2 separate regions of the Homo sapiens genome follow, and region 2 is linked to region 1. A link is a loop called in an ENCODE intact Hi-C map of the cell type or tissue named here. Cell type or tissue: HepG2. All regions are shown on one strand. Each heading gives the region's core, and the rest is flanking DNA. Links, peaks and the distances in the headings are about the cores only. Region 1 overlaps STXBP6 (syntaxin binding protein 6). Region 2 overlaps STXBP6 (syntaxin binding protein 6).

Region 1 (2,919 bases), core at 125-2,624:
ATAAGGAAGGTTTCTTTTTTCTTTTTCTTTGGTTTCTTTGTTTTTGTTTTTGTTTTTTTAAGACAGAGTCTCACTCTGTTGCCAGGCTGGAGTGCAGTCGCACGATCTCGGCTCACTGCAACCTCCACCTCCCGGGTTCAAGTGATTCTCCTGCCTCAGCCCCCCAAGTAGCTGGGACTACAGGTGCATGCCACCACGCCCGGCTAATTTTTGTATTTTTACTAGAGACAGGGTTTCATCATGTTGGCCAGGATGATCTTGATCTCTTGACCTCGTGATCCACCCACCTTGGCCTCTCAATGAATAAGGAATGTTTTAAAATTGATGTTTGATTTAGAGAATACTTTAAAGAAGTTTTGCTCTGATTTAAAAAATTTTAGAAAGCATATAAACTTGTTTCAACTGTATTTTAGGTTTTTATAGGTTTCAAACTCTTAAAAAATGGAGGCTTTCTTTAAAGGCTCATTATTTTTTCACTGTTATATTTTAAGTCTTTTCCAAAATAGAATTAGCTTAAATCAAGAAAACTTAAAATTTACCTAAAGCTTGAGTCAACAAATATCTAATATAAAAAGCTCATGTTATGCTTGCTGGAGAGTTTATGTTTCTGTTTGTTTCTTTATTTTTAATGGTAGACACATCTTCTTGTTTTCTTTTTAAATCTGCAATTTCTGTTATCAATCATACCCTCCTCTAAGGGGAAAACAACTGACCTACTATGCAAACTTTTTACTTCCTTTCATATATGGGTTTAGTGCTTTTCCTTCTGTCTTTTCTTCAGTGTAAGCAAAAGAAACAAACTAATTCAGCAAGTAGTGCAGAACCTAGCAGATAATTAAAATGTTTATTTTCATGTTAAGTCAATCTTTATGTGGCTTTTGCCTGTATTTGAACATGGTTGGAATAGATTTGGCTATTTCCAGTGCTGTCTGCTGTAAGTGATGTTCTCAAGTCAACATATTGTTTTCTTAGTTTGCTGACTAGTTGTTGGATACTACAATGACATGATTGCTCAGTAAAAATAGGGGAATGTCAAAAAGTTGAGCTCTTTTTAATTTTTTTCTGTTACTACCTTCCTCTTTTGATGTGGTTCAATTCACTTTTCAAGGTTTGTTCTATGTTTTAGATTGATAATCTCGTCAGTATCCATAATACACCAATGAGTGTATTCTAGCCTGGCCTTCACTATGATTCTTTATTTCTACCCATTACTGTAGAAAGGGTACATGGATACTGTAGAACTGGCTTAACTGGTCCTTGGAATTTAAACTTGTGAATGTGGAGTTCCTATTAATAGAATCCCTTGGAATGAGTGATGCTTATGAAATCTTCGTCTTACCTCAATAAATCCTCCAAATGACATATCCTATGTAGCTTTTGTTGGTGGTGTTATTTTTTGGCTTTGTCATATCATTTGTGAAAGTTAGGATGTAGTAATTGACAAGATTAAAAGGTACACCCGCAATGTAAATAAACTTGTGTAAACACAGATCTTGTGGTCAGGGTTTGTTCTTTGGATATCAGACTTACAAGAAGAATGTGTATACTGGACATATAAACAAGGAAAGAGGAGATGAAAATAATCTAGGTTTATAGTTGAAGCAGACATGAGTCATGGGCTCAGAGAATCCTGTGAACATAATGTCTTTTACACAGGGAGAGTTAGTATGTACAGGGAAAAGAAAGCCAATCGGGTCTCATAGTCTTTGGCAGTCTGATGGCAGAAAAGCAATTCCTCGTTTCCTTCCTTAAAGAATTAAACAGTATGACCAGGGCTGTTGTGTACGGTTGTGTTGTTTTTACATTGTTCCAGAGTTATTCATCTAAGAGAGCAAGCGCAGGCTAACGCGTAGCTGGTGCTCTGTTCACCAGGTTGAAGGCTCCAGCATTGAGCTGCAATTGGACAGAAGAAGGGTACCATTTTCTTCCTACAAAGTTATCTTCTAAGCCTTGTCATTATTCACAGCGTTTGCTCTCCTTTCTCACAGCTTTTTGAGGGTGGGAGTTTGCTAATTTACTTTGGGGTTCTCAACACTATGCCTGGACTGGAGTTGAAAAAAGAATATGGTCAACTTATAATTGGGTCTCAATAAAATGTATTTTGATAGGTCTTCCAGGTTTGGTGGAAAGAATGTGCCTTAAAACCGCAATTTTCAAGGAGCACTCCACTGAGATTTTAGTGGAGTACGAAGACTGTCCTGCAGAATCTCTGACCTGTTTCCTTGTTTCAAAATCCAGAGATAATCATATTAACGTTTTGGCAAACTATTTTCTAGACATCTCTTTATGCATGTAAATATACACATAAAATTGCAAATTCATGAGCTCATTTTCTGTTTTATAACCTCCTTGTTTTCACTCTGTATTATTTCTTGGCAATTTTTCCAAGTCAATATCTGTAGGTCTGTGCCACAATTTTAAAAGGATATGTAATATTCTGTTGGGTGGATGGGCTATACTGTATTTAACCAATGAAGATTGATGGGTATTTAGGTTGTTTATGATGATTTTTTCTTAAAAATGGATCTGAGGTAAACATGCATCTGTAACACACACATGGTGTGTGCATGCTCACACCATTTTTTCTAATGGTAGAGTTGCTGGCTCAAAAGGTTTCAACTCATATTAATCTCTGTTGGAGAGGAATTATAACACTTCCTCATAATCCTTGCACCAATTGGGTGTGTTAAAAATGACATAGTTTACCCTTCATAAAAACACATATCTGGGCTGGGCACGCACCTGTAATCCCAGCACTTTGGGAGGCTGAGGCAGGTGGATCACTTGAGGTCAGGAGTTGGAAACCAGCCTGGCCAACATGGTGAAACCCCATCTCTACTAAAATACAAAAATTAGCCGGGCATGGTGACATACACTTGTAATTCCAGCTACTCAGGAGGCTGAGGCAGGAGAATTGCT
Region 2 (2,919 bases), core at 156-2,655, 74 kb after region 1:
TGGTAGGAGGTGTGATCAGAGGTCTCAACTGCTCCTTAAAACAATCCTGTGGTAGAGCTGAGCAGATGTGATTATACCTATTTTTACACATGAGGAAACTACGGCCCAAATTAAGGTGACTCACTCAAGGTCATACTTGCTAGTTGGTGGCAGGGCCAGGTCTAGCATATCTCCTAGATTCCGGAGCATTGTACTTACCAGGTATGATAAATTTTATTTTAGTTTTTGACAGAGTCTTTCTCTGTTACCCAGGCTAGAGTTCAGTGGTGTCATCAGCTACTACACCACTGAACTTTAGCCTGGGTAGCAGAGCAAGACTGTCAAAAAAAAAAAATTCTCATATCTGGTAAGTACAATGCTCTGGAATCCAGGATACATGCTAGATCTGGCCCTGCCACCAACTAGCCGCCACACCTAGCTGATTTTTTTCTTCTATTTTTTTGTACAGTTGGGGTTTCACCATGTTGCCCAGGCTGGACTTGAACTCTTGGACTCAAGCAATCCACCTGCCTTGCCTTCCTACAGTGCTGGGATTACAGGCACGAACCACCATGCCCCACCTTAACAGTTTTATTTTCTAAAGTGCTAGGACTGAGAAGAACAGACTTTAGTCTTACTTTATAATTGATTCTTTGACCAAATTGCAGTTAATCCCTGGACATTAGTTCCCACATCTGTAAAATAAGGGGAAAATATCTAGGTTGTTGTGAGAACCACAGAGGCTCATGTGGATTGGCTGGTGTGAACTGGAAAGCGCTCCACGCATGACGTGCTGCTGGGGCTGGAGTGCCCCTGTGAAAGGGGTTCTGACTCGCAAACCTAAAGTTTGTAAGTTGACCTTATTCAAGGGCAGGCTTATGTGCCAATGTGTAGCACCTTTGATTCTATAGATGTTCATATTCTGATCTTTCAAGAATGCTGAAGGTAAAGTCAAATGCAGATTCGAACAAATTTAGAAATACGTCAGTGACTCTGTGTCTTCTTTCCTGCTTATCCCTAAAGATAACACAGAAATGTAAATATGGTTTGATGTATTTAGCTGGCACAAATTTTACTACTGTGTATTTTACCTATTTCTATTTTCAGTGCATTTTTCTTTTGTAGTTTCTTCTCTTCTTTAATGTTCTGCCAAATCCCATTAACTTGTCCTTGAGCTGTGTAATCTAGAGTTTAGCTGCTGGTGGGTGATGGGGTTTGCCTGATGTGGAACCTGACCACAAGGAATAACCAGCCTTTTTTGTGAATGCTGCAGCTCAGCCGAGCCTCTGACTGCTTGAGGGCTGTTGGAGCTCCTGAAAGCTGCTGCTAGTCTGGTGTTCCTGGAGCAACACAAGCCTTATGAGGAAATTGGGACAAGTTTCGGTTCTGTTTTGGTCTCAGTTGTAGGGGAAGGACCATTTGTGGAGGAAGACCTGAGAAAGAGCTTTCCAGGCAGATGGGACAAAAAGCACAAAATGTTTGATGCAATTGAGGAACCAAAGAAAGGTCAGCATGTCTAGAGCACAGTGGACGTGGAGAAGAAACAAGATTGAAGGGGTAGTGGGCCCAGACCCTATAAGGCCTTGTCAACAGCCATGATCTGGAGCTTCTATACACATTGTAGTACATGGGAGGCAGTTTTTAAGCAAAGACATGCCATGGTATGTTTTACATTCTGGCTCTTATGAAAGCAAATGGGATCAGCGTGTATACCACTTAGGAGGCTTGTGCAGAGGTCCAGTGGCAATGTGATGGTGTCTTGGGCCAAGTGAAAGCACAGAAGTGGGGACCAGTGTTGTATTCAGGATATATGTAGAGCGCTAAGTAGTGCTAAAAGATAGAGTTGGGTAAGATGGTAAGGAAAATAATGAAATCAAGGATAATTTCTAGGTCTTCAGTGTACCCAGCTGAGTGGTGATACTATTTATTGTAAAGACGAAAGACTTAAGGAGGTGTGGATTAGCAAAGACTAGGAGACAGAGGAGGTAGCAAATCATTGATGCTGTTAGGCCATGTTATCTTGAGAGGCCTGTTACAGACACCCAAATGGGGTCATTGCTTAGGGGTTGCAACCTGGAACTCAGGGAGTTGCTGTGGGCGTGAGATACAGATTTGGGGTTCCTTAGCTTTGAAGTGGTGTTTGAAGTGATGCTCTGGATGGTTAAGATGACCCAGGAAGAAAGTGTAGCCAAGACAGAGACCTGGGATGCTCAACATTTAGCAATCTAAGAGAGGAGGAGGAGCACCTTGCAGAGGAAATGGAAAACAAGGGTTTGGTTAAAAAAAAAAGGAAAAAAAACTTTTAAAAAGAGGAACTAATATCAGTGTCTCTTTCATGGACAGAATGTTATCAACATTGTCCCTTCAAATACAAGTAGAATTCAGTGTAACTACTTGTTATAAGATTTTTTTAAATGCTTATTAAAAGGCTATATATTTTTATTCTTAAGAAATTAAATCTGTGAGTAATCAGCCACAAAAGAAGAAAATAAATTAAAAAGTATGGAAAAGAAGAGAAGCCACATAAAATTCAAAGACTCTCTCATGGCAATTCTGATTTCAAAATGCTAACATGTTGGTGTGTTTTTCCAATCTTTTCTAATACCCATAAGACATTTTTATATAATTGAGGTGATATATAGACAACTGTGTACTTTAATAATGCTCTTTTAATGCTCTTTGCACTGTACATTATAATGGAAGCAATTTCCCCTTTTATAAATTTCTAAATAAAAATTTCATACCTGCATGTATATCCTTTCACTTGTTTATTTTTTATTGACACATAATGACTATATAGATTTCTGGGGTATGTGTTATATTGATGCCTGTGTACAATATGTAATGATTAAATCCGAGTAATTAGGATATGCATCACCTCCAGCATTTATTATTCGTGTTGAGAACATCACAAATTTTTTCTTCTAGCTATTTTGAAAT

The links. Hi-C counts contacts between places; a loop is a spot of excess contacts. Peaks named below come from ENCODE experiments on the same cell type or tissue, not always from the same donor. Only the 100,000 strongest peaks of a DNase experiment are listed, where the experiment ranks them.
Region 2: it touches region 1 in a loop (2.7-fold over the local background); 1 of 110 quality-filtered maps calls a loop at or near these places.

What each region holds. Positions count from the first base shown.
Region 1 is chr14:24,981,371-24,984,289 of GRCh38, reverse strand. All of the region lies in intron 1 of STXBP6 (syntaxin binding protein 6), which reads left to right. Among named protein-coding and RNA genes, the nearest start is that of STXBP6, 67 kb to the left of the region's middle. In HepG2, for the core only: no CTCF peak of the experiment used is centred there; a DNase peak (open chromatin) is centred at 1,509.
Region 2 is chr14:24,907,141-24,910,059 of GRCh38, reverse strand. All of the region lies in intron 2 of STXBP6 (syntaxin binding protein 6), which reads left to right. Among named protein-coding and RNA genes, the nearest start is that of STXBP6, 140 kb to the left of the region's middle. In HepG2, for the core only: no CTCF peak of the experiment used is centred there; a DNase peak (open chromatin) is centred at 1,139.